5 separate regions of the Homo sapiens genome follow, and all the other regions are linked to region 5. A link is a loop called in an ENCODE intact Hi-C map of the cell type or tissue named here. Cell type or tissue: PC-9. All regions are shown on one strand. Each heading gives the region's core, and the rest is flanking DNA. Links, peaks and the distances in the headings are about the cores only. Region 1 has its middle 200 kb from the start of LINC00604. Region 2 has its middle 140 kb from the start of LINC00604. Region 3 has its middle 130 kb from the start of PTGER4. Region 4 has its middle 160 kb from the start of PTGER4. Region 5 has its middle 100 kb from the start of LINC00603.

Region 1 (6,614 bases), core at 931-5,930, 490 kb after region 5:
TTCTTCCTCCTCCCTTTTCATTGATGATATTCATGACATAATGAATTCAAATAACGTTTAAAGAGGTCTCTACAGTGGATTTTTTTGGTATTTACTGAGAGAGAAACAAAAATAAACTTGGCAGTTCTTTACACTCTAACATATAAAATAAAACATTATACTGTAAATTTAAGTAAAAACTATAATATACAATAAATGCAAAATATAATTCATATAAATGCAACCAACTCAAAGTAGTAAATACAATTATAATAAATAATACAACACATATATAATAAAGAAATGCAAAACAATAAGCATAAGTGAATACACAAATACAATATACAATAAATTCAAGTAAGAAATACAAGATACAAAATTTTAAAATGCAAAATATATTCAAGAAACAAATGCAATATACATTTAAGTAATTCAAGTAATTTACACTCTAGCATACACAATAAAGCACTAAATTTAATACCCATTATGAGTGATGTAAGAATTGAGCTTTCCATTCCTCTGTTCTTCAAGTGGAAAATTCAACTAATATTTCTGGTCTTCAGTACTCTCATCTGTAAAATGAGAAGGCAATGTTGGTTTGTGTTGTCTCTAAGGTTTTTATAACTATAAATATCCTACAGGTCTACAAATATTTCATGTTTGAGGAGGAAGCGTGGAAGAGTAGCAAATGCTCGTGGTGACCAAGGCAAAGTCTCCTTATTCCTTGGTAAGAGAAGCCCAGTTTTATCTGGGACAGCAATATGCATGTGATAGAGGTTGGCATGTAAGATCTAATAATGAGATATAAACAGACATTGTTGAGTGGAGCTTTAGGGAAAATCGTTTAGGATAGAGATTTAACTGGCATTCCTCTTTGGCCCTTTACTCTTTATCCATTTTCAAATGCCCCAATAATGTACAGGAGTCTGAGGGTTCCACAGCTAGCTGTGATCATGAGGTGGCAAACGAGAGGTCCAATTTTACATTTTGAAGACAGGAACAGAAAGAATCAGCCTGAGTCCCTAATGGCATCCCTGAATTACCTACCCCCAGATTGTGTGTGTGTGTGTGTGTGTGTGTGTGTGTGTGTGTGTCTGTGTTTATAACACAAATAAATTCCTATTTATGTAAGCCACTGCTAGTTGAGTTTTATGTAATTCCTAAGGTAAACCTAATTCTAAATAAAAGAGAGTGAAGATAGAAGCACACCCATATAATTGTCATCATTATATAATATTTAAAATAAAACATAATTATCTTTGTCTGAAATGACTTAGTTTTCTTTGGAAAGAGATCACATAAGAAAACACGAATTTTAAAAAATCCTACCATGATTTATAAAGAAACATGCAGCTGCAAGAGTGAGGCATTTTTTTTTTTATTACACTTTAAGTTCTAGGGTACATGTGCACAACATGCAGGTTTGTTACATATGTATACATGTGCCATTTTGGTGTGCTGCACCCATTAACTTGTCATTTACATTAGGTATATCTCCTAATGCTATCCCTCTCCCCTCCCCCCACCCCACAACAGGCCCCGGTGTGTGATGTTCCCCTTCCTGTGTTCAAGTGTTCTCATTATTCAATTCCCACCTATGAGTGAGAACATGCGGTGTTTGGTTTTTTTTTTCCTTGCGATAGTTTGCTGAGAGTGAGGCATTTTTGAAGCACCCTAACTTTTGAAACCTGTGAATACTTTTATATTGTCTGGCACCACTTCTTATTTCAATGACAACTAATTTGCTTTTGTTCATTCCAATTAGGTCCACATCCATAACATCCAGTAGGTCATTCTCTGGAGATAAGAGTTTGTGATACCAGCAGAACCTTTGTCCTCCGTGACTGGTCAGTGGGGTAGTGGCTCTGAGTGGAGGGCAAGCTTACGTGGAGGACAATGTGAATTTGGGTTCAACATTGAGATAGACAGGACAGGACTCCCCTATAAATATGTAGGCATCAAATTGCAAATTGTACTGTTGTTCCCCCAAAAATCAGCAGACCAGTTAAAATGAAAAACTGACTTTTTTTGAAAAATTACATAAGAAATTATTCCTTAGGACATCCCCAGAGCTTTATCCAGTTCTTAGATATAACCCAAAGGAAAACTTTCATTCTTTATTCCTTTTCCCTAATAAGAAAGAGTAATTTGGGGGATAAAAACCATGTTTTGTTTTCCACCCTTACCTGCTACCCCACAACAGGCATGGGCACGCGCACACACACACACACACACACACACACACACACGCAGGCTCCTTTCCCAACTGGAAATTTAAGCACTTTGAAGGCAATGGATTTTTTTCTGAGATTATAATAGAAGCAATACAAAAACCGAAAATTAAACCTCAGACTCACTGTTTGAAAAAGTACTAGCCATTTCCTGCCATGAATAACTTCTCGCTGGTTTGTTCCCCACTCAGCCCCATAACATCTCTTCCGCCTCTCTGGTTCCTTTCCTCTGGTTCCTAGCTGCAGCCTGTCACACGTCAATCCTGTTAATGTCTTACGCATAACATTTTAGTTCTCAACCATCTACCTCAAGCTTAATTCCACACTGAGGTTTCTATATCCAAAAGTTTAAAGGCCTTCTCCTTTCCACTTTTTTGAGCTCAAAGAACAGGCAGGTATTTGGAAATGACAGATTATGGAGTTAGATTCCCTACCCACTAGTCCCTTTAAGAAGAAGCTCCTGTACATCACGAGTTCTCTTTTCCTCTTTCTGCCTCATACACCTAATGAAGGAGACCTACTCAATTCATCAAACCTTTATTAACCACTGTCGACATAGCAGATGCTGCTCAGTATCAGAGAAACTGAAGGAAAAACATGCAGTCCCTTACCTTGAGAAGTTCAGAGTCAACATCTGTGGAGACACAGATGTTGACACACAACGGTAAAACCTTGTGGTCATCACCACAAGAAAATCATGTATAAACGATTATGAGGACAAAGCTAAATATTTTTCAAATATAATCTTCAAAATCTTAAATATACCTACAGCACAGGTATGGACACCTTGGTCAGGTGACAACACACCTGCACAAATACCTTTTGACATGCCAGTGAATCTATGTAAATTCTTCTTTCACCCAATTGTGCTAGGCTTCAGCCTTGTAGAAATTATCATAAGCTTATTGTTAGTATTTCTTTAAATTAAATGTTTACATTTGAAATTACTGGTAAAAGTAGGCAGTAACATTTTCACTTCTGCAGTGGGATTTCCTTCATGTTTCACTAAACAGGTAATATCAGTGGCTTCCCCTTATACTCTTTCTTGAGTCAAACCAGTGATGTAACCCTACGGTAGCTCATACACAGATAGCACAATGCTGCAGGCTAGAACCCACCCATTTCACTGCACCCACCTAGCTTTTATCAGTCAAATTATCAGCTTGACAAACACCGATTCAGCAATTTTCAGTATTTCCTGGTGTGAAAGGGCCATCACACTCAGTATTTCTCAAGATGAAAATCATCAAGTGGTTAGAGTGCAACTGTGAGTCACAGAGATGCTAATGCTAGCCCTGGCCCTGACTCACTCTTTGACCGCTGTCCTGTACTCTCCACCCGTAGGTTCCCCAACATATCAGTTACATTTTCCTATTTACTTGTCATAAGGAAGGAGCTATACTTAGAGATTATTTGAAAATTGGCTATTGTTGTGGAAACCTAAATAGCTGTTCATAATAAATAGTTTTCCGAGGCTTAAATTTATCTATTGGAGAAAGGACCCAAGTTTAGAAATTAAGAAAACAAAATCCAAGTCTACAAAAAGCAGGTCCAGGTCATCACCTCTATCTCCTGCCTTTGAGACACATGCATACTGAAGCCCAGACAGCTAACAAATCTTCCCCAAAAGGCCCAGCTCTGCAGTGCCTAAATCAGCACCATCCAATAAAAATATAATGTGGGCCACAAGTGCAAACCGTGTGTGTGTGTGTGTGTGTATATATATATATATATATATATACACACACATACTATATATAGTGTTTTTTTTGAGACAGAGTCTTGCTAATGTGGGCCACAAGTGCAAATCGTGTGTGTGTGTGTGTGTGTGTGTGTGTGTGTATATTTTGAGACGGAGTCTCGCTTTGTTGCCCAGACTGGAGTGCAGTGGCTCAATCTTGGCTGACTGCAACCTCTGCCTCCCGGGTTCAAGTGATTCTCCTGCCTCAGCCTCCCAGGTAGCTGGGAATGCAGACACATGCCACCGAGAGGTGACAGTGTGCTGGCAGTCCTCACAGCCCTCGCTGGCTCTCGGCGCCTCCTCTGCCTGGGCTCCCACTTTGGCGGCACTTGAGGAGCCCTTCAGCCCGCCGCTGCACTGTGGGAGCCCCTTTCTGGGCTGGCCAAGGCTGGAGCCCACTCCCTCAGCTTGCAGGGAGGTGTGGAGGGAGAGGCACGAGCGGGAACCAGGGCTGCCTGCGGCGCTTGCAGGCCAGCTGGAGTTCCGGGTGGGCGTCGGCTTGGCGGGCCCCGCACTCGGAGCAGCCAGCCAGCCCTGCTGGCCCAGGGCAATGAGGGACTTAGCACCCGGGCCAGTGGCTGCGGAGGGTGTACTGAGTCCCCCAGCAGTGCCAGCCCACCGACGCTGCACTCGATTTCTCACCGAGCCTTAGCCGCCTTCCCGCGGGGCAGGGCTCGGGACCTGCAGCCCGCCATGCCTGAGCCTCCCACCCACTCCATGGGCTCCTGTGCGGCCCAAGCCTCCCCAACGAGCACCACCCCCTGCTCCACGGCACCCAGTCCCATCGACTACCCAAGGGCTGAGGAATGCGAGCGCATGGCGCGGGACTGGCAGGCAGCTCCACCTGCAGCCCCGGTGCGGGATCCACTAGGTGAAGCCAGCAGGGCTCCTGAGTCTGGTGGGGACGTGGAGAGTCTTTATGTCTAGCTCTGGGATTGTAAATACACCAATCAGCACTCTGTATCTAGCTCAAGGTTTGTAAACACACCAATCAGCACCCTGTGTTTAGCTCAAGGTTTGTGAATGCACCAATGGACACTCTGTATCTAGCTGCTCTGGTGGGGCCCTCTGGTGGGGCCTTGGAGAACCTGTGTGTTGAAACTCTACATCTAACTAATCTGATGGGGAGGTGGAGAACCTTTGTATCTAGCTCAGGGATTGTAAACGCACCAATCAGCGCCCTGACAAAACAGGCCACTAGGCTCTACCAATCAGCAGGATGTGGGTGGGGGCCAGATAAGAGAATAAAAGCAGGCTGCCAGAGCCAGCAGTGGCAACCCACTCCGGTCCTCTTCCACACTGTGGAAGCTTTGTTCTTTCGCTCTTTGCAATAAAATCTTGCTACTGCTCACTTTTTGGGTCCACGCTGCTTTTATGAGCTGTAACACTCACTACGAAGGTCTGCAGCTTCACTCCTGAGCCCAGCAAGACCACGAGCCCACCGGGAGGAAGGAACAACTCCAGACGCGCTACCTTAAGGGTTGTAACACTCATCGCAAAGGTCTGCAGCTTCACTCCTGAGCCAGCGAGACCACAAACCCACCAGAAGGAAGAAATTCCGAACACATCTGAACATCAGAAGGGACAGACTCCAGATGCGCCACCTTAAGAGCTGTAACACTCACCGCGAGGGTCCGCAGCTTCATTCTTGAAGTCAGTGAGACCAAGAACCCACCAGTTCAGACACACCACCACGTCTGGCTAATTTTTTGTATTTTTAGTAGAGACGGGGTTTCACTGTGTTAGCCAGGATGATCTTCATCTCCTGACCTTGTGATCTGCCCATCTCAGCCTCCCAAAGTACTGGGATTACAGGCGTGAGCCACCACGCCCGGCCACCATGTGTATAATTTTTAGTTTTCTAGTAAAAAGGGTAAAAAAGAAATAAGTGACATTAACTTCAATAATATATTTTACTTAACCTAATATGTTCAAAATATTATTGCTCCAACATGTAGTCAATTTTTTAGAATTATCAGTTTGTTGCACTCTTTTTATACTAAGTCTTTATTCACACTAAATTTTCATACTAAAATACAGTGACTATTTCACACTTACAGTATATCTCAATTTAGACTAGCCACATATCAAGTGTTCCAGTAGCCACATGTGACTAGTGGCTACCGTATTGGACAACATAAGCCTAACCTAACTCCAGTGATTCAGTCTCCTAGCAGAGGTCAGCATCAACTAACAGGATAAAATGAAAAGCAGCATAACTTCTTTAAGCTTATCAGAGCCCTACTGCTACCTCTTCTTGTATTCTCTATGACCCTTTTAAAAAAAGAATATCATTCTTCTGTATAACAACATTCTCCCTCCCTATTCCATTCTGGGACTTCACTCTGATTAAATCCTTTTGAAATTCACTTTAAAAAAATCCCTTTTCTGTTTACCTGGGCTCCCTGAGTATGCCTAGGGAAATTATCAGTAGGAATTTTCTTATTGCTTGTAAATTATGTTTAATTCCTAAATTTCCCTTTTTCTGCCTTGTCTGAAAGCATTCCAAACAGAAACTAGTCAAAGAAACTAATTTTTTTGTTTTTCCATCAGTTGGTGACCTCATAGGTAGAACCGAAAAGGTCATTGTGATTATAAACCCTCTCAAGAGGTTGTTCTAACTTTGTCAACATAAGGTTCATTCTCAATAATAATGTGTCTTA
Region 2 (6,614 bases), core at 919-5,918, 440 kb after region 5:
GAGAAGTTAAGAAATTCTGCATTGAACAATGGAATTTAGTGCACACAAGAGAACTCTACCTCCCATCACCAGTTTAATTATGCCAGATAGTACGTCTATACCATTACCATTACTACAAATGACTCATGGCAAATCCTTCCCACTCACTTAGCTCCTTTCCTCCTGAGAGTTTGTATAAAACATTAGAGACTACGTTGACAGTATGCATAATACAACCTACAAAAATATGTGAGAAGATAAAATTTGAGACTTCCAATATAATAACTTTTTTTCTTAATCATTTTATAATCAAGAAATTGCCCTTGCCTGGAAGTTATATCATTTGAACTTTTATCCCCAAGATCTTCAAAAAACAATGAGTCACTTAAAGATGTCATCTGGTAACTATTTCATTCTAAAGCTGTGCTATATTATGTTCCTTAAAGGTGTGGCCACCAGAAGAACATTACTTTATGATGAATAAATATCCTCTGTTACACTTATGTTTATGTAAAGTATCTATGACTAAAACAAACTTACAAGGTCATCTATGTACCAAATTATAACTGCCACCTAAAGACTCACAGGTGGAGAGTACACATGGATTACTTAAGTAAATTTCTTACCTGAGAGTCACAACTGGCTGGATGAATCCTCTTTTACCTCCTTCAGAGAAACAGACCTATGACTCTAACTAGACAAAATTTCAGACTGAATCTCTTAGAGAATGCAATCAAGTCTATTGATTCAATTATAAAGTGCTACTTTGGTTACAGGGTGACAAACTTCCAGATATTATTATCCCTAAAGGTTATATAGGCTGAAAATCTCAGTCGATTTAAGATAAATCTGGGCTGAAAGATCATAAATGGGGAAATGTAGGACATTCCAGATACAGCCTTTACTTGAAGGTTGACAGAAGGAGGATAAACAGATGCCTGCAGGATGATCCATGGTGACACTGTCACAGGTAAACTGAAGAGACTGTGTCCAAGTCAATCAGTATGTGTGGAGGATTTGTTGCTATTTGTTCTTCTCATTTTTCCAATGTGATCGAAGTTCCTTAGGTTTAGCCCAATAAACATCTCCCTCACTACTAGTGACCACAGCAAAAAAAAAAAAAAAATGTGTGTAACAAAATATGCACTATAGAGGATCAAACTGTTTTACAAAATCTTCAAAAACCTAAATGTTTTCTTAGCAAATGATGGCATGTCCTTCAAACACTAGAACACTATATTGTTTATTTTGCTTTCAGGCTGATTATAAGGTAAATTCAACTCAGAGAGACTTGATCTTCTTCCTAATTTACCTGCTTCAACAAGAAACCATGAGTGTTCATTATCAACCATATTTTGAAAATTGAATAATAAATAATGGTAACTACTTTATTAATAAAACAAATATGTTTTTAATTAAGTGACTGTGGCTGCCAGGCTCCAGAAAGTTAAAATGCCATCAATAGATAGGCAGTGAAATTCTGAAAGCAGTTAAATTGCAGAGTACTTGAGAACTGGTAATTTTAGATGAAAGACAGCTAAGACACAAATTTAAAAGCCTATCCATTGTTCCTTTTTTAAAATGATATGAAGAGATATTGTACATCACAACTGCTATGGACTGAATATTTGTGTCCTCCCAAAATTCATATTAAAGCCTATATCCCCAATGTGATGGTATTGGGAGGTTGGACTTTTGGGAACTTACTAGGTCATGATGGTGGAACCATCCCCTAATCTCATTCATCCTCCACCATGAATGAGATTAGTGCCTCTATAATAAGAGGCAAACAAGAGATCATCTCTCTCTGCCATGTTAAGATATAACAAAAAAACAGCTGTCTGCAAACTAGGAAGAGTGCACTCACCAGATACCAGATCTACCAGTGCTCTGATCTTAGACTTCCCAGCCTTCAAATTGCATAGTATTTTGTTTAGTCTATGGTATTTTGTTGTAGCAGCCTGAGCTGATTAAGACAATTTTCTTCATAGATCATTTTCTTGGGAATGGTGGTAAGATGCTCATAAATGCTTAAAACTACACATAACAATCACACAGCTAGAAGAGATCCCAGAAAATCTTTCAAAGAAAATTCAGAACCAAAGTTCTGGCTCTCACTTTATCTCCAGCCTTAAATGAGCTGGAGAGTCAGTTATGTAACTAAATGTCTCATGCCTCAGATTCCTCATGCATTCATTGGGAAGAATGCCTGTGCAATGTGTCTTTAGGGTTACCATAGAGATGAATGAGGTAATGTATAGAAGAAGCACAATCCCAAATAATATTTCCCTTACCATAACTTTTCTGCTAAATAACATCTAAAATTTTAGCCCTTGTTTAATTTAGCCTCATATTTCTCGTCTCTTGCCCTTTGTAACTACTGTGCCAAACTTTCCACTTTATGATATACAGTAAGTCCACTTAATGCTGTCGATAGGTTCTTGGAAACTGTGACTTAAAGTGAAATGACATACAACAGGTCTTTGAATAATATCATTTCTTTCAACATCCTTGATAAGAATAAAACATTGGTTTCATTCTATGTTGTTTTGTTTCAAGTCACAGTTTCCAAGAACCTATCAACAACATTAAGTGAGGACTTACTGTATAGGGTTTCCTTTATTTTCATTTTCTATTTTGCCAACATAACCACCAGCCTTTGCTTTAGTACAGTACCTACTCTTGAAGCTACCCCATCAGTGTTCACTGATTAAATATGAGGAGAAGGGAGAGGTAGGCTGCTGCTCAGGGACTTTTCACACTAAGACAAGAAACCAGAGCAAAGGTGATTCCCCCTTGCGTGGCTAAACTATGGTTGCTGAAGCAAAAGGCATTGGAGCAGAAATATTTCCCTTCTAATCACTAGTAATGCCTCAGGCAATAATGGATGCTTCATAAGCAAAGGAATTCCCACTAAACCATCAGGAAGTCTAGTGTAATAGCCTATTTCCAACCTGCCAGATTCATTGAGTGAATTGGAGCAAATCTCATCTATACTTCTCACTTTCTGATATAATTTTATAGAGACTAAATAGTAATGTTCACCATAATGTTGGATGAGCCTCACTTGTGAAGCATTCACTCAGTATATACCTGGCATAATCTCCTCAGATTGGTACTTTTTCAGATTTAAGAGGGAAATAGCTTGAAATTGAGAACTAATAGCAAATTACATGCCCTTAAGATGATACACCCTTCAATGACAAAACACTGTAGCACACCTCCAGGTCTGAAGTTAACAAAGAGGGCTGTCACTTCATTCAGCTGAATCCCTCCTGCCCTCCCCCTGCATACACCCCAGGCAACCTTTGCCCTACTACAATCTAGCTCATTAATTTGGTCAATGCAATTGTTTCTCATTTAAATCTTCCTGTAAAACATAGAATAGTCACTTCACTATTACATTGTCCCCAATTTTTTCAAAAGCTTGCCGTGAAGGGAAGGAAGCTAAGTAAGAAAAAGGTCAATGAAGCCAGTTGCAAAGAAGATTATGAAATGTTGCTCATTTCTGCTTTTTTTTTTCTTTTGAACCTCTGAATTACTTCATCTTTCCATCTGTCTACAAAGTTGTGGGTGCACATTAAGATATACAGACAGAATTCACAAACCCTTTGGTAAATTCACTCTTAGCACTAAATATCAACGGAGGAGAAAAAAAAAACGTACTATGTTTCCCAAAAGAAGTATGGGGAGACTATTTTCTATGATTAAAAGCATAAGAAAAAAAATAAAACTGATCCAAGAGCCCAGAGACTATTTTTATATGTGAAAAATATATACTTTAGTCAGGATTTGTAACTTCAGTAACTCCCTTTGGAAACCAAATTTCCACCCTCTCACAGTGTTTGGTTATTTAGGACTGAGTCAATTTGAGCATGATGAGTTTGGAATGCCAGCTGGCTGCAGAAGTGTGAAGAAACCTGTGTGGTCACCAACACTTTAAACATCACTCACAGTTCTGAAGTAGGGCTATCCCAGGAGCACTTCCTGGATGCTGGTGATCCACAAACACCAGACTATTTCCACTCCTCAAAAGGAAAAAGAATGGGGCCCTACCTTGCCAGGAAGAGGAATCTGGCAAGCAGGCTGAGAACAAGCACCACACAAGGCAATTTTTGCCAAGTGAGTCACCCATACCCCCTGGGTACAGGTGAAGCTCAAGGAAAGGACCATTCAAACTTCCAGCCTGCAGGAGCTGCAAAATCAGCTCCTGAACTCCAGTATTCAACTCATCTAGAAACACATTTTTATTCAAATCTTTAAAGCCAAAGAAGGTATCTAACCATTGTCCCAGCCTTCTCTTCTTTTATAGTATCACTAATTCCATAGTTATGTAAGTGCCTTTTATGTGAATGCACTGTACTAGACCCTTGATAGAGAATGGTTAGCAGAAAAATTAAAAAAGCAACCAAGATTCTACATTCTTGATTCTCATGGGAAAAATAGAGAAGAACTGAGAAAAGTCCTAAGAAGAAAACACTAAGATAGACACTAACAGGGAAAGTTTTACTCAAGGTGGTCTTATGTTCTAATTTTAATGTGATCACTTGGGGATCCTGTTTTAAAAAAAAAAAAGAAACATAGATTCCAGTACTAAATGCAGATTTGATATGTCTTGGGGAGAGTCTGGGACTATGCATTTTTTACAGGCTCCCAGCTGCTGCTGCTGTTGCTGCTCCACAAACCACATTTTTTAATAACAAGCCTCTAGGGTTTCTCTACATCTGTGGTTGTAGTTCTCTAAGTGTGGTCACCAGACCAGCAGCTACAGTGTTACTGGGAAACTTCTTAGAAATGCAAATTCTCAAGCCTCACCCCAGACCTACCGAATCAAAAGCTGGAGAGGGGGACAGGGCGGCAAGGATGCCAACACTCTATATTTTAACAAACTCTCAAGGTGATTATGACGCCTGCTAAACCCCATTCATCCAATACTAGTCATGAGCCACATGTGGCAATTGAGCACTCAAAATGTGGCTAGTTTGAATTGAAATATGCTGTTAGGATAAATTATATGCTAGATTTCAAGGACTTGAAAAAAGAATATAAAAATCCCTTATTAATATTTTTTATATTAAGTGCATGTGGAAATACTATCTTGGATATAGGAATTAAATTATATTATTAAGATTAGTTTCACCTGTTTCATTTTGCTTATTTTAATGTGGCTACTAAAAATTTTTTAATTACATATGCTTGTAATGGTTAGCATTATGTTTCTACTGGGCAATGTTGCACTAACCTTTGAGAATTATTGCTATAGAGCAATGGTTTTCAAGTGAGGCAATTTTGCCCCCTAGCAGACATTTGGCAATATTCGAAGACATTTTTGATTTTTACAGATGGGGTCAGGGGTTCTGTAAGTAAAGGCCAAGATGCTGCTAAACATCCTATAATGCACAGGACTGCTTGCTACAACAAAAGACTCTCCAGTCCAAAGTGTCAATAGTGTGGAAGTTAAGAAATCTGTTCTATTACACTGATTCTGCTCATTAGAAACACTTTAGGAGAGTTAAAAATACTGATGTTCTTGGTTTATCCCCAGATTAATTAAATTGGAATCTCTGGTACAGAAGCCGTGGCATCGGTTGTTCATTTTGTTTTGTTTTAAGTTCCCTGTGGATTATAAGGTGCTGCCAGGGTCAAGAACCTCTTTTTCTAGTGGAATGGACAGAGGCCCCTCATTCATTCGTCTCTGTACTGCCAACACTCATCACCTCCAGACCTGGGAACTGGCATTTCCAACAAGTGTCCAGTGATGCTGAAGCTGCTGCTCTGGTTTCCTCTGGAGAATTTTACGTCCCGTTCCACATAATGCTACACACTTCAACTCTCCAGATGGCCCAGGGAGCCTCATCAGACCTGGGCAGTTGTTCCCCACTCAGAAGACAGTCCCACCACCAACGATTCCCCTTCCAGACTCAATCAAAATGACTTCCCATTCAGCTGAGGTAGAAGCAGCTCTTTTATCAAGGGCATGGGGGCATGGTTAAAGGAGACATAAACTAAGTCCTTTCTGTTTGCACTCCAAGCAGGAAACAAATTTTTCTGTTACTGGGTCATCTTAGGGAAACCTGTTTCATTCAACTATTTAATTTTTACCAATATATAACTTAAATCACTTTAAAATAAATTTGTACAGATTACAAAATGACATAGATTAAAACAACTTCTCAGCCAGGTGCGGTGGTTCACACCTGTAATCCCAGCACTTTGGGAGGCTGAGGCAGGCAGATCACGAGATCAGGAGTTCGAGACCAGCCTGGCCAACATGATGAAACCCCGTCTCTACTAAAAATACAAAAATTAGCTGGGCATGGTGGTGGGCGCCTGTAAGCCCAGCTACTCAGGAGGCTGAGGCAGGAGAATCATTTGAACCTGTGAGGCAGAGTTTGCAGTGAGATGGCGCCATTGCACTCCAGCCTGGGCAACAGGGCTAGACTCCATCTCAAAAAAAAAAAAAAAAAAAAAAAGTTCTCCCTAAAACTAATCCCCTAAGAAAGTAGGAACTAGAGAAATTTGAACTTTAAATATTTTATGGTCCTTCCTCCTTCATAATTAACTTTTGAAAAAATATATATATACATAAATCTAAAATCGTTGGCCCTACATGATCTCTCTCTCACACACATGCG
Region 3 (6,614 bases), core at 898-5,897, 600 kb after region 5:
TACCAAAGTTATGAAGCACATTCATTGGCTACTGTCATATTTATTAGGATTTATGTTTTATCAGATTATAAGCACTCTTTAGTGAAAAATGTTTTTTTCCTCTTTGCTCAGAAAATTGTCCAACACTCCTGGTCCAGTCAAGAGTGAAGCAAAAAACTCCTCAATTTGAATGGCTTTCGTTTGGGTCAATTTATTTGGTTACAGAGAAGTTTTGATAAAATACAAAAAAAAAAAAACCTAAATATTTTTATTGTTTAAAAATATTAATCACTACCCACTAAGTGCCAGGCACTGTTCTAGGTACTAGAGATACATAGCTAAAGGCCACAGCCAAAAAAATGAGTCATTGGGATTACAAATATGGAGCAATGGCTAAAAGTTAGTGCTTGAGAGTAGCTGAAATGGCTGTTGGAGAAGAGAGGAAAAGAAGTGCCATATTCCAGCAGTAGGGTTCAACCAACTAACTTTTTTTCTTTTTTTTTTTTTTATCCAACATTTATTTTAAGTTCAGGTTTGTTAACATAGGTAAACATAGGCCATGGTAGTTTGCTGCACAGATCAATCCACCACCTAGGTATTAAGCCCAGCATCCCTTAGCTATTCTTCCTGATGGTCTCCCCCCACCCCGCTCCCACCCCTGACGGGCCCCAGTGTGTGTTGCTCCCCTACATGTGCCTATGTGCTCTCATTGTTCAGCTCCTACTTATAAGGGAGAACATGACATGTTTGGTTTTCTGCTTCTGCGTTAGTTTGCTGAGGATAACAGCTCCCAGCTCTATCCATTTCCTGGCAAAGGACATAATATCATTCCTTTTTATGGCTGCATTGTATTCCATGGTGTATATGTACCACATTTTCTTTACCCAGTCTGCTATTCATGGGCATTTGGGTTGATTCCATGTCTTTGCTATTGTGAATAGTGCTGCAGTGAACATATATGTGCATGTTTCTTTATAACAGAATGATTTATGTTCCTTTGGGTATATACCAAGTAATGGAATTGCTGGGTCAAATGGTTTTCTGCCTTTAGATCTTTGAGGAATTGCCACACTGTCTTCCACAATGCTTGAACAAATTTACACTCCCACCAGCAGTGTAAAAGAGTTACTCTTTCTCTGCAACCTCACCAGCATCTGCTGTTTCTGGACTTTTTTTTTTTTCTGACTGGCATGAGATGATACCTCATTGTGGTTTTGATTTGCTTTTCTCTAATAATCAGTGATGTTGAGGTTTTTTCATGTGTTTGTTGGCCACATGAATGTCTCCTTTTGAGAACTGTCTGTTCATATCATTTGCCCACTTTTTAATGGGGTTGCTTGTTTTTTTCTTGTAAATTTGTTTAAGTTCCTTATAGACTCTGGATATTAGACCTTTGTCAATGGGATAGATTGCAAAAATTTTTTCCCATTCTGTAAGTTGTCTAGTCATTCTGATGATAGTTTCTTTTGCTCTACAGAACTTTAGTTTAATTAGATCCCATTTATCAATTTTGCTTTTATTGCAATTGCTTTTGGTGTTTTTCATCATGAAATATTTACCCGTGCTTATGTCCTGAATGGTACTTCCTAGATTTTCTTCTAGGGTTTTTATAGTCTTGGGTCTTACATTTAAGTTTTTAATCCATCTTGAGTTAATTTTTGTATAAGGAAGTGATCCAGTTTCAATTTTCTGCATCTGAGCCAACTAACTTTTAAAAGACAGAGTGATGGCTTGAAGATGTGATAAAAATTATTAAAACTCAATAAAAATTTTGAAAGTAAAACAAAGATCCAAATCACATAAGAGAGGCCCAAGAATAAAACTAAGGGAGAGAAAGTATTGACAAACCCAAACACACGCACACTCACCCACCCCCCCACCCACACACACGAAATGATTGTGCACTGTGATGGTTACTGTTGAACATCAATTTGATTGAATTGAAAGGATGCAAAGTATTGTTCCTGGGTGTGCCTGTGAAAGTGTGGCCAAAGGAGATTAACTTTTGTGTCAGTGGACTGGGAGAGGCAGACCCACCCTCAATCTGGGTGGGTACCATCTAATCAGCTGCCAGTTCTGCTAGAATAAAGGAGGCAGAAGAAGTTGGAAAGAGCAGACTTGCTGAGTCTTCCGGCCCTCATCTTTCTCCCATGCTGAATGCTTCCTGTCCTTGGATATCAGCCTCCAGGTTCTTCAGCTTTTGGACTCTTGGACTTACACCAGTGATTTGACAGGGGCTCTCAGACCTTGGGCCACAGACTGAAAGCTGCACTGTCAGCTTCCCTTCTTTTGAGGTTCTGGGACTCGGACTGGTTTCCCCACTCCTCACCTTGCAGACGGCCTATTGTGGGACTTTACCTTAGGTGAGTCAATTCTCCTAATAAACTCCCTTTCATGTATACATATATCCTATTGTTCTGTCCCTTTAGAGAACCCTGACTAATACGGGCACAAAGAAACACAGACAAGAAACTTCTAGTAATGAATGGGGAACTTCTGAGAAGTAAATCTGATGACACTGAGTGTGTCAGTCTTATCTGACTATGTTTATAGAAAGGAAAAGAATCACAAACTTGGGATTGTTTCCTCTCATATTCCAATCAATAGTAACTTCCTTTTCACAATGAGACTTTAAACAATTAGGGAAACATTTCAGTTTCCAGCTAATGGATTTAAGAGTGATTGCTATTTCAGGAAAAGCACTTCATCCAATTGTAGGCATGCCAAAGGTGGAAGAAAGGGGAACTGAAGAAGCGTAAACTGTACTAAAGGCCTCCACAGCTGGCTTTGAATCCACTGAGAAACTAATATTCTTTCCCTAATAATCTCTTAAAGACTTTAGGTTGCTTTCATTCAGGATGAAAATGTGCTGGCCTAAGAACAACTGTTGACTCAACACTTGAGCATCAAGGAGCTAGACGTTCTATTTACTGTGCCAATGCCAGGCATTCCTGCGTAATGTGCAAGCAGTGCTTGAGAAAATATACATAGAGTGGGGGTTCAAATACCGAGATACCAGTGTTCTAGTTAATAGCATGTTCAAACCTACCACATTTTTTCCTCCTGGTAATTATTCCAGCGCCTCTGGATATTCTCTTGCTGTTCACCAGAGAGCAAAGTAGGGCAGAGAAAGGACAAACACCCTAGGTCATCAACACTTTGGCCACAGATATCTTGAACACTGTAGGTAATCTGTTATTTTAGAGCCTACTTTTCCAGAATTCACCCTCATATGTGACCTGCACCAGTGCTATGTTGTTTTAAATGTATTGAAATATGTTCTTGCTTTATGGAGGCATCAACAACATCAACTCACTTGCAAATACCAATGTGTCAAAATTTGATACAGATACTGATATTAATATGATATAGAAGGATGATAATTAAGCTTGGATAATTTTATAAAGATAATTGGCATCAAACTAATAAGGCACATTTATGCATTATATATTTGCTAAATTAATGTCTTATTTAGTTATTTATAATATTTAAGTGTCTTCTCTGTTGATTTCGTGTTATTAGCTTATGTCATTTTCTGTGTGACTAAATTGTCCTATTAATTATAGTGTAAGAGCTCTGTAGTGTGAAATTTAAAAAGCAAATTATAATATATAATTCTTGTTATGATATTGTATCAATTAGGAATAGTTTTTTGCAAGTAACAGAAAACTTGACTGATAGGCTTAAGTCACATGGACATTACCTAACAAAGAGACCAGAGAAAAGCCAGCCCCGGATTGAGTCAACGGTTCAATTATGTCATCAAAACACAAGGTCCTTCAAATTTTCTACTCAATCAGCTTTGGTATGTATTCAGTGTTTTCCCTCAAGGTTAAAGATAGCTAACAATGGCCAGGTGTGGTGGCTCACACCTGTAATTCCAGCACTTTGGGAGGCCAAGGTGGGCCGATCACCTGAGGTCAGGAGTTCGAGACCAGCCTGGCCAACATGGTGAAACCCTGTCTCTACAAAAAAATACAAAAAAAATTAGCCAGGCATGGTGGCACATGCCTGTAATTTCAGCTACTTGGGAGGCTGAGACAGGAGAATCACTCGAATCCAGGAGGCGGAGGTTGCAGTGAGCCAAGATCACGCCGCTGCACTCCAGCCTGGGCCACAAGAGTGAGACTCTATCTCAAAAAACAAAAAAGATGGCTAACAACAATGCTCCAAAGAACCTGTCTTCACACAACAGTAGGACTTCCCCAGCATATTCCTCACATTTTCTTTTCCAGAACAGGATCACATAGCCATCCCAGGTAAGTCACTGTCAAGGAGCAACAAGATTGTCGTAATTGCTTTACACCAAAAGTGACTTATATCCAGGGGCTGAGTGCATTGGAATGGAACATAAGCAACCAACAGAGTCTACCACAGGTACGTGTGGCCCCTTCCAAATCCAAGCATGTAATAGCGATCCTAGTATACAACTAAATGGTGGTAACTAAATACCTCTCCCCATTTTGTATTCCTCTCTTAGTCTCTTCCTGTCTTTCTCTGTTTCTGTAACACACACATACACACAAACACACACACACACACCCCAGGACTAATGAGCCATGAGGCCAGAAAGCCAGATAATGCCAAAAGACGTGAGTTCCAAAGCAATCCTAAGACTATTGCCTCCCTGCAGTTAAAGTGCCTTGTCCACAAATGTATGTGCGGCTATAAGCTTTCATTTTCATACTTTCAGTCTTGCAAACTACAATTGAAGCTGATGAAAAAATATGATTACAGGCTTTGGCACTTGAGTGCCCCCATGGATTTATCTGCATACTAACAGGTCCTTTCCTGCATAGAGAGGCACCACCTTTAATGTCAATAGAAAGAAACAAATGCCACTATTCATTGTCCTCAGCTAGGATTTGACAAAGATGAGTGGGAAAGCAAGAGGACAAAGACAGGAAAACAACTTTATTCTCTGTTGAGAAATGCAAAACTGTGAAGGAGCAGGTCTAAAGGTTCCACAGAGAACCCCAAATATCATTTTCTTCTATTAATTGCCTATCAGCCCTATCCAGCTCTCACTTTTACCAAACGCTGGCTAAACAGTTTCTGCAATCTACTTCACATCCCACAAAGATTGTGTTGGGAAAAGTATAAGACCTCTGGAATAAAAAGGTCAGAACGCTGCTCCAATCCCAAGATCAAAGAGCTCAGGGACAATACATACACCCCCTCACCTCTGTCAAATCATCTTTTGGACACAGTGTCTCTTTCAAAATAGGGGGCAAGAGGTCATACTTCTGTGTTAAGCATTGGTCCCTATTAAGTACACATATATTGCAAATTCATTCAAAACTGCTTTAGAGCATACATATGGCAATCTGGCAGATCAAGGAAGCTTTCCAGACTTGTAGTCCATATGTAATAAGAGGACATAAAACAAAATGTAAAACTGAAGTTCAAATAAACTTTGTAGTGGAAGTAGTACTTTCTGTTCACAGCTACCATTCTCATCATCAGTTATATCATCAAAAGTCCCTGACTGCATGACACCAAGCTGGATGCTTCATGTGACTCAGGACTGATATCAGCAATGCCAGGTGGTAGAAATAACAGGTAGTTCACCGAGCTGACCAGAGGCACACCTTTAGGAAAATTGCTTGAACTTTATAAGCCTCAGTTTTCTTATCTATAAAATTATAGGGAAAAGTCCATGCTACAAGGTTGGAATAAGACCAAGTCAAATAAAATGAAGATACCCATTTATTATCATATGTATAAATCAGGTTAAGCACTTCTTAGAAACATCTTAAATATTTGAGTCATTCAGTATAATAACTATTAACTATATGGGTGCTGAAAAGCCAAGAGGAGAGCCTTCATATGACACATTTTTGTGCCAATATATGTTTTTGCTAGTGTAGTACTTTTTATCCAGATTGTCTTTATACCCCCATTAGATTTGTTCATTATAAATTTGGGGCCAGGCACAGTGGCTCACACCTGCAATCCCAGCACTTTGGGAGTTCAAGGCGGGTGGATCACGAGGTCAGGGATCCAAGACCAGCCTGGCCAAGATGGTGAAACCTGTCTCTACTAAAAATACAAAAATTAGCCAGGCATGGTGGTGCGCGCCTGTAATCCCAGCTACTCAGGAGGCTGAGGCAGAGAATTGCTTGAACCCGGGAGGCAGAGGTTGCAGTGAGCCGAGATAGCACCACTGTACTCTAGCCTGGGAGACAGAGCAAGACTGCAAATCAAAAAAAAAAAAAAAAATTGGGACATTTTACATATTTATTTGGAAAAACTGAAGAATGAAAATGACATAAAATCCCATTGACAGTCTGTCAGCCAAGTGTAATTAGAAATTTTTCATACTAAGCTGCATATTCAAAATAAATCTCTAAAATTTAGTCAAATGCTTGGTTGAAACAGGAATTTAAATACTAAACTATTTGCCCTTTCATTTTCTTATCCTTTTCATGCTACATGAACTGGGGAGATAATCCATTGTGAAAAACTGAATAAATACCTCTTCCCCCTTTCTATGTCTCTCTTTCTACCTTTCTGTCTTTATGTCAGTTTCTGTCTTTGTAACAAACAAACCTATCTGGACTAATGAGCCATGAGGCCAGAAAACCAGGTCATGCTAAAAGATGTGAGTAACAAAGCAATCCTGAAACTCTTGT
Region 4 (6,614 bases), core at 712-5,711, 570 kb after region 5:
AAAACCCTGATAGGTGCAGCAAATCACCATGGCACACGTTTACCTATGTAACAAACCTACACATCCTGCACATGTACCCTGGAACTTTAAATTAAGTTAAATTAAAATGTTTTTTAAAAGACCGGAAAACCCAATACACGTTTCTGTTTCCTGGGAGGGCCCAGAGGATACTTCCTTCACTAAAGCCACAAGAGTGCATGGGAGAAGCATCTCAGGATGGGAGGGGCAGGGGGATCTTTAAGAAACAGCTTTAAGAAACTTGGTGAGGGAAAGTAATCTGAAATATATTGTTGACAGTAAAAGAGAGTGTAATGAAGCTCTGCTCCGTGGTGCCAAACGAGGTGATAGGATTCCAGAAAAGGAGAAATTTGGGGTTGGCATTTAATTGTTAAAAGCAAGGTGTATGTAGTTACCAAGTCATAAGGTCAGGAGGGCATAGCAAGAATTTATTAAACAATAGAAATAATACATTCCGTCCACCTTGAATTAGTTGAAAAGTGGGGAAAGGGGGAAATAATCATTCAGGATCAGGTCCAGAAGGCACGAGTAAATTATAATGAAGAGGCAGCCCAGACTACCAGGTCACATATCTTTGTCATGCTGTCACCAATCTCTCGGCTTGTATGTAAGGTCTCATGGGGAGTGGAGGGGTAGTTCTTCCTACCAACTGATGGAGGAGGAAACACAGTCTTGGTGCGCAGATGAGTCAGAGCAATGTCTGTGCTGTCAAAAAATGGACTTCTGTTGTATTATATTCCCATTCAGGAGTGGTCCTAAAGGGCAGTCATGAAAGGAAATCATTCCAATAGGCATATCTGCAAGTCATTTATTTGATTATTTACCTAGTGTGGACAGAGAAGTGGTCCAAGATATGGATATGAATTCCTGAGCTATGTTGAATGACTTGGGTGGTTATTAGAGGTCTGAAAGGAATTAGATTGAAGACCAAAACATGACTGGTGATGAGGTATGTGGGTGACCAGTGGAAGATGGTCCAAGGCATGCAGAATTTTTTTATGCTAATACCCATCTGAGACCATCCTGGAAGCAATCAAATTCTAGGTGCACAGAATGATTTGTTCAGTGAATGTCAATAAGTCTCACTCCTTGGCCAGTCCAGTGCTAACCAGCTAAACCCATGAACATAGTATGCATGCTGGCAAAGATGATTAAGCACAGAACCAACTTTTACAAACTCTGATCTAGCTACTCTCACTGCTGAGTGCCCAATCTGCCAGCAGCAGAAATCAATGTTGAATATTCAATAAGGAACAATCCAATATAGAACAATGCCTCAGGAGAACAGCTAGCCATTTAGTGGCAAGTTGATTACATTGGACTCTTTCACCCTGAAGAGTACCACAATGTGTCCTTTCCAGAATTTACATCTACTCTCATAAGAAATTGTCTTCCTTGTCCCAAGTGCTTCTTGCAGCACTGCCATCTAAGGGCTTACAGAATGCCTGAACTATCACATAGTATTTCCCACAACATTGTCTTAGATCAAGGAGCCCATTTTATTGCAAAGAAGCTGTGACAATGAGCACATAACCATTGGCCTAATCATGTAACCAATTGCTCAGAAGTAGCTGACCCAACAGAACAGTGGAAGTCTTGTCAAAGGCTCAGCTACAGCACCAGCTTGGGGAAGACATGGTCATAGCAAGGACTGGGTTGCTGTAATCCATGACGTGGTATATATGTTAAGCCAACAGCTAAAAACTCATGCTGTGTCCCCAGTAGCCATAATGCATGCATCTCAGGATCAAAGAGTAAAAATCATCCCTGATGTTCCATTTCCAGAATTGGTGCCTCTACACTGGGGGCTTTTCTGCCTTCCACACTGGGGTTTCTCTGTTGATGATAAAGCAAGGGGCACCAAAGGAACCCATTTGTTGTCTATGTATGCACTCAGAAGTGCAGGAGTCATTCCTTGTGGGGCAAACCTTGGACCAATGGGAGATGAGACTAATGGGCAAACATTTCCCCTAAAATGCATTTCATGCTGTTTCTCAGAAGGCTCCCTGGGACCAAACAACCTGTCTTTCCCATAGTGGTTCCAACTTTATAACACTGCCTTGTATTGGCTCTCTCTCTTTCTCTGCTTTGCTTCCCCTTTCCCTTATTCCTGCCCCCTGCAAAAAAAAGAAAAAGAAAAAGAAATTCCAGTAAAGTACTGCCCATAAGTGCTCTCACATTTTGCATTCTGGGGGAAATCTGAACAAGCCAGGTCCTGTGCTAGTGGTTTTCACAAAAAAAAAGAAAACTTGCTCCAAAACGTAATTAGCATCTCTTTTACCAGAACCAAGGCCTCTAACAATTTTTCTTCTTTTTAAAATATATATGTGTATATATATATATATATATACACACACATATATATATAAAGGTATAACTTACAATAAAGTGTGTGTATCTTAAGTGTACAGCTTAATGAATTTTTATATTTGTATATCCTTCTTGACAGCAAATTTTAAAGATGAATTATATCCCCACAAAACAACTTAAACTCAAATCTGTAACAGGTGTTTTATTGCATGTCGATTTACTCTCCTCTTTCTATAAATAAAATACGACTGCTCTAGCTCAGGCCTTCATTCTCTCTCACTGTAACAACTTTCTAACAAGCTCCCTTTAGTGTTTTGACTTCCTTAAATCAGTCCTTCACTGTCACCAGAGAAAGCTATCTAAATGAAAACTCTGACTTTGTCACTCTTCTGCTTACAATTCTTCAGTGGCTGCTGATTACCTAAAGGAACTAGGGTTCCTTATCCTGGTACTCAAGGCCCTCCTCCTTTTATATTGTCCCTCAACCCTGCCTATCTACCTAGATAATTTTACTCATCTTTTACACCTTAGATTATAGCTCTTTTACTCCAGGAAGCCTCCTTAGCCTCCGTTTTCCAAGCCATGCCCCATAGTACCCTGTGCCTATCTCCCTGGTTGTACCAAACACTTGATATTTTAAATATCAGTTCGCCTGTCTGTTTGCTTCTAAAGACAAGCATCATAATCATTTGCATTCCAATAACCCCAGTGCAAAGCTTATTACCTGAGTCATAATATGCAATTAATAATTTTTTTAGTAAATAGATTAAAGGAGAAAAGAATATTTAAGACACTGTACTCAACAAATGTGTACCAAAAAATTTAAAACCAAGAGATGGCCAGGCATGGTGGCTCATGCCTGTAATCCCAGCACTTTGGGAGGCTGAGGTGGGTGGAGAGCTTGAGCCTAGGGGTTCAAGACCAACCTTGGCAAGATGGTGAAACCGCACCTCTACCAAAAATACAAAAGTTGGCCAGTCTCATAACAGGGTCTCAAAATAAATAAATAGATAAAAATTAAAAATAATAAATAAAAATAAAAAGAAGAGCTTTTGATAAAACCAAATCCCACATATTTGAATTTCTACCTTAGAGTAGACAGATCACCCCTGTAATCATATATCTGACTTCCTACCTGCATGGAACTCAAACATCTGCTATCAAGAGATTAAACTGCTCTGACGTAGGCATCACCCTGCCCTGAGGCCTGGTGCTCTAAGGTGTCCTGGTTACCCACAGCGCTCTGAGTCAGTGTTGAGCCATTCTCACTGATGGCTCATAGTACCATGGGTCTCAAGCTATTGAGTTACAGTTTTCCATATCCCCGGTATTCAGTCTTAGTTGTTGCCTAGTTTTTCATCTCCCTGCTTTACATTCTAGTTCCCCCAATGTCTAAGTCTTTTGCCCTTTATCCCCATCTTCTGGAGACTAAATGGCTGCCTTCCAACAGGTTGATTGCCTGATCTCTGAAACTTTATGAGTCACTTACCCTAGATCTGAGACTTGATTTGAACCAAAGGTACACGTTTGTGATCTGTCCTTCCTGCCTCTTGGCCTGGCACCCAGTTTTAGATCTCCCTTCAGGCTCATTTCATGCAGATATGCTTGGACTTACGATTCTGATCATCCTTTGACCTGTCTCATCATCCTTCTCATATCCTAAGTTAGCACTTCCCCCAATTATTCAACTTTTGTGTAAATCCGTATTTTGTTATATTGAGTCTTCTTAACGTGAGTTATACTCATGATACAAAGCAGAGCCAAGTGTAGGAGTGAGTTTGGAGGTGATAACTCTTTCTGAGTGGACCCAAACAATTCAGTACTTTGTATAAGATGATTTAGAGTCTGGTACAAAGCACCTCTTAGGGGCCTATTCAGTGTGAACAAGTTCTCTAACATTAAGAACCTGACAGTTTGGTTGAGGAAGAACAACAGGCTCCTATGAAGTCATCCAGAAGTGTATGTTTACATGGCAGCTACTTAGTTTATCAGCCTTTCTCTGGCTACCTGCCTTAAATTATTTCCTTAGCAAAATCGACTTTGCTTATCCAAATGCCCTAAAATGCAAACCAGTTTTGCTTCCCCATAAATCTCTGGAATTAATAGGAAAAAGAATTTGAAACTTTGTCCCAAAATAAGACATTGATAACATTTCCTTTATGTTCAGGATCAATTTGTTGGCATTTCCCTAACTCATCTGCATCCTTCCCTAAAGGAATAAATGACTTCCCAGTTTAACGAGATCTCTTTATTGTGCACAGAAGAACACATGGCACTTCATCATGTATGACTGCCCTCTGCCTTTATGAATATCATGAAATTTGGCTATCTGCTCCAAGATCTCCTTCTTTGCTTCTCCTCTTTTTAATTCCATGAAACCTAACCCTGGAGATAATATGTATGTACAACCTATTTTCTCATGATCAGTATTTTTAAATCACAACAGGAAAGGAGCCAACAAAGTCATCTTTGGTCTTTGGCTATCTTCTTATAGGAACACTTTTTCCTTCATTTCCTTGTTATTATTTGGTTGTAAAGTCCTCCAAGACACTGAATTGTTAGACCTGCAACTTTTTGTAGAAGAGAATTCTGTTTTGCTGAGTAAAGTGCAGCATGCTGCATTCTCTATGTTGGAGATGAGGTATTGATTTTTTTTAATAATATTTGGTTCAGGGGTATATATTGCTGCTGAATTATTATGTTTCTTAGAATTGAACATTTCACAAATGGATCCAAGATGGCCTTTTATGGATTGAAATAGTTCTAAACCGTACATTATCAATAGCAACAAAATAAATCACCAGGATGTGAATAAAATATTGATTATATATTCCTTTCCTCCATTAATTTGAACTTTACATCTAGTATTTCAATTTTTCTGTAATGAGATACCATTATATCTACATTGATTATAGCCTAGAAATGTTTTCAGTTAAAATTTCGAAGTAAAAAGTTTTTTGTTTCAGGAAAAGTGGGCTGAAAACAAAATATAAGGTAACATTTCAAAATAATTTGTATGATGTCAATGGCTTAACAGTGGTTATTTCATGAACTCAGAAAAATCTTATTGGAAAAGTATTCATCTTATGAACACATATAGCTGAGAAAATAGAGTTTAGGCTGACTTGCAGCATTAGGTCTTGATACAATTTAAATAAAGAACTTGAAAACATTCATAACACTTATGTCAGCCTACAGAGAAAGGTACTTACTTAACTCATGTTCTCCCACTTAGGCCATGTGAACAGACTCTTTTACATAATGTGATTGTAGTCAAAGGTCCTCAAACATCATTATTATCATCCTCATGGTTATCATCACCCTTACCGCCATTGTGTACCCAACTGCAAGGTAGCATAGGGACATCAAATCTTAGCATTTTCAAGGGGTTAATTTTAAAGAAAGAGAGTGTAAATGTCAAACACAGTTTTAAAACTAGAAGGAAGGAACTGTCAGTGGATCAAAGCTGAGGTTAGTTCCCAGAGTCCAGTTAGATATATTAAGAGTTAAATGAGAGACGCACTGACACTAGGTCATGGTCCTGTTTCTTGACTTTTGAACCACTGCTTTTTCATGGCTTTTATCAACAATAACAGGATACAAAGTGCTAAAAGTGTGGGAAGATATTTACATTTAAGGAGAACAAAAAAACATGACACTGATGGTTTAAAAAAAGTCACATGGAAGAAAAATGAGAGAGAAAGTCATAACAAAGGGCTGGACTTGAAGTTAAATCCCTATTAGGTCCTGTAAAATGCTGAACACATTAGGTTAAATATTTACTCTTCAAACCAAGCTTTTGTGGTGTAGATACCATTTATTCTATTTTACAGATAGGAGGTGTTGGGCTCGGAAAGTTTAAGCAACATGCCCAAGATCACCCAGCTGGGAGTAGTGAGGCAGAATTAAACACCAAGCTCAACTGATGCAAAGATTGTTCTACTACAGATGATTCTCAAACCTAGCTCATGTTACTATCACCTAGGGATCTCTGAAGAAGTACCTCTGCCTGGGCACCACTCAGGATCAATTGAACTAGAATCTGTAAGGGAGTCAAACATCCGTACTTTTAGAAAGCCCTTTATACAATTATGATGTGTAGCCAAGGTTGAAAACACTGAACTAACAGAAGGCTACCGAAATGGTGTGAATTAGGGAGCAGTGAAAAGGCCACCTGTCCAGGACACAAAGTAACCAATATTTCCATAGACTCTATTGACAGAGTTCCTGTAACAGCCAAAACAAATATTTTTGGCAGAAGCATATCAACAGATGATTCTTTTCAG
Region 5 (6,614 bases), core at 589-5,588:
TCAGTTATATTTGCCACTACACTATTCCCTATTTCATAATCTATGTTTTCATAATATGGAAATGCCTGCAATGCCCCCCACCCTCCGTGCCTCTTGAAATCTTCTTGCCTTTGGTTGTGGTGTTTCCTCTTTCTGGAGTGCCTTTTCTACCTTTATTTACCTGGCTAACACTCACTCACTGTCACTCTCAAGTCTTAATACTAGTTAGTTAACATTATTTAATGGAATGATGGTTTTATTGTAGTTTGTGGATAATTTCCCCTAAAATATATCCAGGTTTTTCATGACTGGAATTGTGTCTGAGTAGAAAACTGCATTCATTAATTTCAAGTGAACTTCCCTCTTTAAAATTCTAAACTATGTCATTTCCCTTGCTTGTCATACCCACCCCAATCCTCTCAAACTCAGCTTCTCCTTTCTTTTAAAACTCTATTTAAGGTTTTGTCAACTTATTTTTAAAAATAATTCAAAGAAAACCTTTCTGTTGGTTATCTAGATTCTGATAATTTATGTATTAGGTGCCAAATTTAGATAAGAATCTTCATAAACATAGGTCCACAGCCGGACACCGTGACTCACACCTGTAATCCCAGCACTCTGGGAGACCAAGGCACTTGGATCACGAGGTCAAGAGATAGAGACCATCCTGGCCAACATGGTGAAACCCTGTCTCTACTAAAAATACAAAAATTAACTGGACATGGTGGCGCGTGCCTGTAGTCCCAGCTACTCAGGAGGCTGAGGCAGGAGAATCACTTGAACCCAGAGGCGGAAGTTGCAGTGAGCCAAGATCGTGCCACTGCACTCCAGCCTGGCGACAGAATGAGACTCCGTCTCAAAAAACAAACAAACAAATAAACATAGATACATTTCCTTCATGAAACTTCCTTGAGAGAGATTGGCTGATTCCTGTCACTGCCAATTTCATAATATTTTCAGCTTTTCCTCCAAAACATTTTTATAAACAAGTAAAATTGGCTGGATGTACAGACTCATAGACTTTAAGGCCTATACTACATTTAACTAACCTAACCTCTTATTTTTACAGAGAAAGAAATGAGGCCCTAATATTTAGTAAAGGACATGTTACTAATGAGTTGCTAATATGTTTCTGCTGCTCATGTGTAGGTGTGTGTAAACACACACACACAGACACACACACTACATGGTATGTGAATCTCTCTCTCCTATTCCAGGTCTTAAAAGAATGACAATCACTCCTTCTCCTTGTTTATTCCTTTCTCTAAAAAGAAAAAAATATTCATCACTGTCTGATTTTGCTTTTGCACTACAGGCAAAGGTAAATGTTGACTGCCTGGCTGACTCCTCCCACCATGACTTGCCTTAAGTAGTGCTAAGACATCTCCCTGCCCATGGCCTTGTTTCTACTGGCATGAGTCTCTTTCATTCACGTCACTGGCAGCCATATCCAGGGACTTGTGGTCAGAATGGAGTCTAGTGTGCTGTTTTTCTGGATATTACTCTGTCTTTTTCCCCCTCCAGTGTGTGACTGGAAGTCTCTTTAACAGTTAAAATAGTGGCCATATATGCACACTGGAGAGAGAGTATTCAATAAGATCTGTAATTTGTAGACCACTGTGAGAGATTAGTCCCTGTTCCCTCATGTTCTAGCTTCAATATACGCTTTAGGATCAATGCTAACTTCTGCAGTTACTTTATAGTAATTGTGATTACAATAAAAGTGAACACTTACCTCAAAAGGGTAGGGCCAGAATGAATTCTTCTTCTTTGTGGTCTTTGATGAAAAGTGTCTAAGTCACATATAATTTGTACCTCATCTTTTTAATAAGTAAAGGAAAGGCATTCTTATTAACTCTCCCCGTAGGAAATCAGAAAGGCATTCAGAGAGAATGGATTTCAGGCACAGGCATCAAGTTTGCCAGTGCTTCCACCTGAGCCCCACAGTTTGAGCTACCTGGTGCTCACCTATGAACTCAACACTGGTCCAATGCCCTGGACTAATTCCAACTGAGGCAAGAGGTGTTGAGGTAGCTCTTCTTCATGCGAGGACAGGACTTACTTAACTCTAACTCAGTTTCTCAATCTGGTTTCCTGGTTGCTTGCTTCCTCTCCATGTAAGAAATGAGTCAACATAATGTATGTGGAGTCCTAAAATGGTTTCTTCCCCCAATGGAGGTATTTTTCAACTGTGCATTTGAATTAAACTATTATAAGTATTTAATATAAGTAGAATAACATAATTTAAACATTTTACATATCTCTATGAGAAGTGGTTATTTAAAGGAAACACATAATTATAGTTTTTGTTATTCAAATAAATAATTCCCATTTTAACTGTTTTGAAAGTTGTATTTCCACATAACCAGCTTTTCTGTTGTGCTGTTTCTATGTGTTAGCCATAGCCAACCAAAGTCATGTGTAAACTGAATTATGCATTACAAATAAAAGAGCTGTAATCCTCTGAATACCCTAATTTGATGTAGAAAAAAAGTTTAATGCCCATTCTACAATGAATGCATATTTGAGAGTACTAAGAATATTTATAGATTTTTTTACTTCATTGTCCATAGACACTTCTTGACTCTGGTTTTTAGTAACCAGCAGAGGGCGCAACATACACAAGTTAGGGTCTTTAAATCCTTAATGGCTGATCTCTTCTGTCATTTGTATCCACAGGCACCTGCACCCTCCTCCACCATCAAAGTACACCCAGCCCAAGTCAAGTGAAAAGAAAGAAATATGTGCTTACTTATTTGTTCCTATCACAGCTGAAGTTAACCTTTAGCTGGAGACTAAATTAACACCAATGCTCCAAGTTTAGATAATTGTTCTGAAATAAATAGAGCCTTAAGCTAGAACTTCTTACATAGTCAAGGGAGATAGGTGGATTCTTTTGTACTTCATTTTAACTATCAATGGTGTTTTAAGAACCAAATAACATTTTTCTTAAATCATTTTTTTTCCTATCATAAGTAAATTCTCAGCCGGGTGCTGTGGCTCATGCCTGTAATCCCAGTACTTTGGGAGGCTGAGGCGGGCACATCACCTGAGGTCAGGAGTTCAAGACTAGCCTGGCCAACATAGTGAAACCCTATCTCTACCAAAAATACAAAAATTAGCCATGTGTGGTGGTGGGCGCCTGTAATCCCAGCTACGGGAAGCTGAGGCAGGAGAATCACTTGAACCCAGGAGGTGGAGGTTGTAGTGAGCTGAGATCGCGCCACTGCACTCCAGCCTGGGCAACAGAGCCAGACTCCATCTCAAAAGAAAAAAAAAGGAAATAAAATTGATGCCTCTGTTTCCACTTTACCATTTAAAACTCCTACCTCTAAAATAAATAAATAAATAAATAAATAAATAAATATTCACATATATAAAGTAAAATTTAATCCAAGATTCTATTGCTTCTAGGAAAATTTAGAAGACTTTTTATAGATTCCTTATGCTCTCTTCTTTCAATAGTAGTCTTATTTTGTAACTTTCTTATATTTTTGCGTGTTTATTTGAGTCAACAAACCACTAAGGCAAATTCACAGGTATATTTCATGTGAGAAAGATTTATTATCATAGACCTAATGCCTTACAGAAAAATTTCTGGCTGAAAAATTGTATAATATTGGAGAAAAACACGAAAGGAATAACATATATAGACCTGATACAGGTTACCAAGTAAAATCTTCCTAAAAATGTAGGTGACTCGTTCCCTATCTCATTTTACAGATATCTCATTTTACAGATAAGGAATCTGAGGCAAAAAAAAAAGAAAATAATTAAGTAAGTTTACTAACGTCACGTATCAGGCAATGTGGTCCAATTTTCATGCTCTTGACTTAGCCTTTACAGTATTCTGTCTCTGAAATACATATTCTATGCTCACCTAGTACACATACACACACACACACATACACACAGAGACACTCCATACATATGCATATAAATGGAACAAGGTTTTATAAAAGAATATTTATTTTTATGTCTGATAAAGTAAAAGCATAAATATCAAATATTTTATTACTACATATAGATATGGAAAAAGATCATAAAATGAACAACACAAATGCAGACAAACAGAAAATACTAGGTAAGGCCCACAAAACTAGTTTTACCACTCACTAATTGGTAGCAATATACAGTTTGAAAAGTATCATTGAATTTGACCTTATTGGCTCTCAACTTTACTTTTTTTCTGCTGTCACTGTCATTGTTGTTTTCACATAAATTATTATTGATTCTTAAATAAACTATCAACTGTGAGCCTACCTCTTCATTTTTCCATACCTCCCAAAATGCACACTTTCATTATGTGATTCCCTGCTGTAGAATCCTTCACTCTTTGGGCCAAGATGGCCAACTAGAAACAGCTCTGGTCAAAGGCGCCCATCAAGAAGAATAAAAACAGCAAGTGAATCCTGCACCAGTAACTAAGATATCCAGGTTCCGTCAATGAGACTGATAGGCAGTTGGCGCAACCACAGAGAGCAAGGAAAGCTAGGCAGTGTGATGGCCCACCCAGGAGCCACACAGGGCAAGAGAAGCTCCCACCCCCAGCCAAGGGAGGCACCTACACTAGTGACACCTCCAGGTACAGGAGGGACCCAGGAGAATAGGATCTGGAGTGGACCCCCAGCAAACTGCAGCAGCCCTATGAAAGAAAGGCCTGACTGTTAAAAGAAAAACAAACAGAAAGCAACAAAAACAACATCAACACAAAAGACCCCACAAAAACCCCGTCCAAAGATCAGCAGCCTCAAAGATCGAAGCTAGACAAACTCATGAAGATGAGAAAGAATCAATGAAAGAAATGCTGAAAATGCAAAAAAATGCCAGAGTTCCTCTTCTCCTCTAAATGATCGCAATACCTCTCCAGCAAGGATACAGGACTGGGCAAAGGCTGAAATGGATAAACTGACAGATGTAGGCTTCAGAAGATGGATAGTAATAAACTTTGCTGAGCTAAAGGAACATGTACTAACCCAATGCAAAGAAGTAAAGAAACATGATAAAACATTACAGAAGTGTTAACCAGAATAACCAGTTTAGAGAGGAATATAAATGATCTGATGGAACTGAAAAACACAACATGAGAACTTCACAATGCAACCACAAATATCAATAACCGAATAGACCAAGTGGAGGAAAGAATTTCAGAGCTTGAAGGCTATCTTGCTGAAATAAGACAGGCATACAAGATTAGAGAAAAAAAGAATAAAAAGGAACAAACAAAACTTCCAAGAACTATGGGATTATTTAAAAAGACCAAACCTATGACTGATTGGGGTACCTGAAAGGGATGGGGAGCACGGAACCAAGTTGGAAAATGTACTTCAGGATATCATCGAGGAGAACTACTCCAACCTAGCAAGACAGGCCCACATTCAAATTCAGGAAATCCAGAGAATCCCAGTAAGATACTCCATGAGAAGATCAACTGCAAGACACATAATTATCAAATTCTCCAAGGTCAAAATGAAGAAAAAAACATTAAGGGTAGCCAGAAAGAAAGGCAAAGAAAGGCCAGGTCACCTACAAAGGGAAGCCCATTAGACTAACAGCAGCCCTCTCAGCAGAAACCCTACAATCCAGAAGAGACTGGGGGCCAATATTCATTATTATTAAAGAAAAGAATTTCCAACTCAGAATTTCATATTCAGTCAAACTGAGCTTCATAAGTGAAGGAGAAATAAAATCCTTCTTAGGCAAGCAAATGCTGAGGGAATTCGTGACCACTAGGCCTGCCTTGCAAGAGCTCCTGAAGGAAGCACTAAATATGGAAAGGAAAAACCATCCACTGGTGTGCTGTATTCAAGAGACCCATCTCATGTGCAAAGACACACATAGACTCAAAATAAAGTGTTGGAGGAAAATTACCAAGCAAATGGAAAGCAGAAAAAAGCAAGGGCTGCAATTCTAGTCTCTGGCAAAACAGACTTTAAACTAACAAAGATCAAAAAAGACAAAGAAGGGCATTAAAAAATTGTGAAGGGTTCAATTTAACTGGAAGCACTAACTATCCTAAATATATATGCATTTAGTACAGGAGCACCCAGATTCATAAAACAAGTTCTTAGAGATGTTAAAAGAGACTTAGACCCCCACACAATAGTAGTGGGAGATGTTACCACCCACTGTCAATATTAGAAAGATCATGGAGACAGAAAATTAACAAAGATATTCAGGATTGAACTCAGCTCTGGATCAAGTGGACCTGATAGGTAACTACAGAACTCTTTACCCAAAAACAACAGAATATACATTCTTCTTGGTGCCACATGACACTTACTCTAAAATTGATCACATAACTCAAGGTAAATCACTCCTCAGCAAATGCAAAAGAAACAGTCTCTCGGAGCACAGTGCAATCAAATTTGAACTCAAGATTAAGAAACTCACTCAAATCCACACAACTACATGGAAATTGAACAACTTGCAGCTGAATGACTCCTGGGTAAATAATGAAATTAAGGCAGAAATCAAGAAGTTCTTTGAAACCAATGAGAACAAAGATACAATGTACCAGAATGTCTTGGATGGAACTAAAGCAGCCTTAAGAGGGAAATTTACAGCACTCAATGTTCATATTGAAAAGCTATAAAGGTCTCAAATTGACACCCTAACATCACAACTAAAAGAAC

Evidence for each region. Hi-C counts contacts between places; a loop is a spot of excess contacts. Peaks named below come from ENCODE experiments on the same cell type or tissue, not always from the same donor. Only the 100,000 strongest peaks of a DNase experiment are listed, where the experiment ranks them.
Region 1: a loop joins it to region 5, with 14 times the contacts of the local background. A loop is called at or near these places in 5 of 110 quality-filtered maps.
Region 2: it touches region 5 in a loop (7-fold over the local background); 5 of 110 quality-filtered maps call a loop at or near these places.
Region 3: it touches region 5 in a loop (2.7-fold over the local background); 3 of 110 quality-filtered maps call a loop at or near these places.
Region 4: it touches region 5 in a loop (18-fold over the local background); 9 of 110 quality-filtered maps call a loop at or near these places.

The regions. Positions count from the first base shown.
Region 1 is chr5:40,434,283-40,440,896 of GRCh38, forward strand. No RefSeq gene overlaps it. Among named protein-coding and RNA genes, the nearest start is that of LINC00604, 200 kb to the left of the region's middle. In PC-9, for the core only: no CTCF peak of the experiment used is centred there; a DNase peak (open chromatin) is centred at 3,419; H3K27ac peaks cover 1,561 bases.
Region 2 is chr5:40,381,747-40,388,360 of GRCh38, forward strand. No RefSeq gene overlaps it. Among named protein-coding and RNA genes, the nearest start is that of LINC00604, 140 kb to the left of the region's middle. In PC-9, for the core only: no CTCF peak of the experiment used is centred there; DNase peaks (open chromatin) are centred at 2,185, 2,845 and 3,985; H3K4me3 peaks cover 1,779 bases; H3K27ac peaks cover 4,163 bases.
Region 3 is chr5:40,549,474-40,556,087 of GRCh38, forward strand. No RefSeq gene overlaps it. Among named protein-coding and RNA genes, the nearest start is that of PTGER4, 130 kb to the right of the region's middle. In PC-9, for the core only: no CTCF peak of the experiment used is centred there; DNase peaks (open chromatin) are centred at 2,418 and 2,918; H3K4me3 peaks cover 1,149 bases; H3K27ac peaks cover 2,545 bases.
Region 4 is chr5:40,515,022-40,521,635 of GRCh38, forward strand. No RefSeq gene overlaps it. Among named protein-coding and RNA genes, the nearest start is that of PTGER4, 160 kb to the right of the region's middle. In PC-9, for the core only: no CTCF peak of the experiment used is centred there; a DNase peak (open chromatin) is centred at 3,690; H3K27ac peaks cover 2,902 bases.
Region 5 is chr5:39,946,483-39,953,096 of GRCh38, forward strand. No RefSeq gene overlaps it. Among named protein-coding and RNA genes, the nearest start is that of LINC00603, 100 kb to the right of the region's middle. In PC-9, for the core only: CTCF peaks have their summits at 2,589 (motif pointing right) and 2,805; a DNase peak (open chromatin) is centred at 2,599.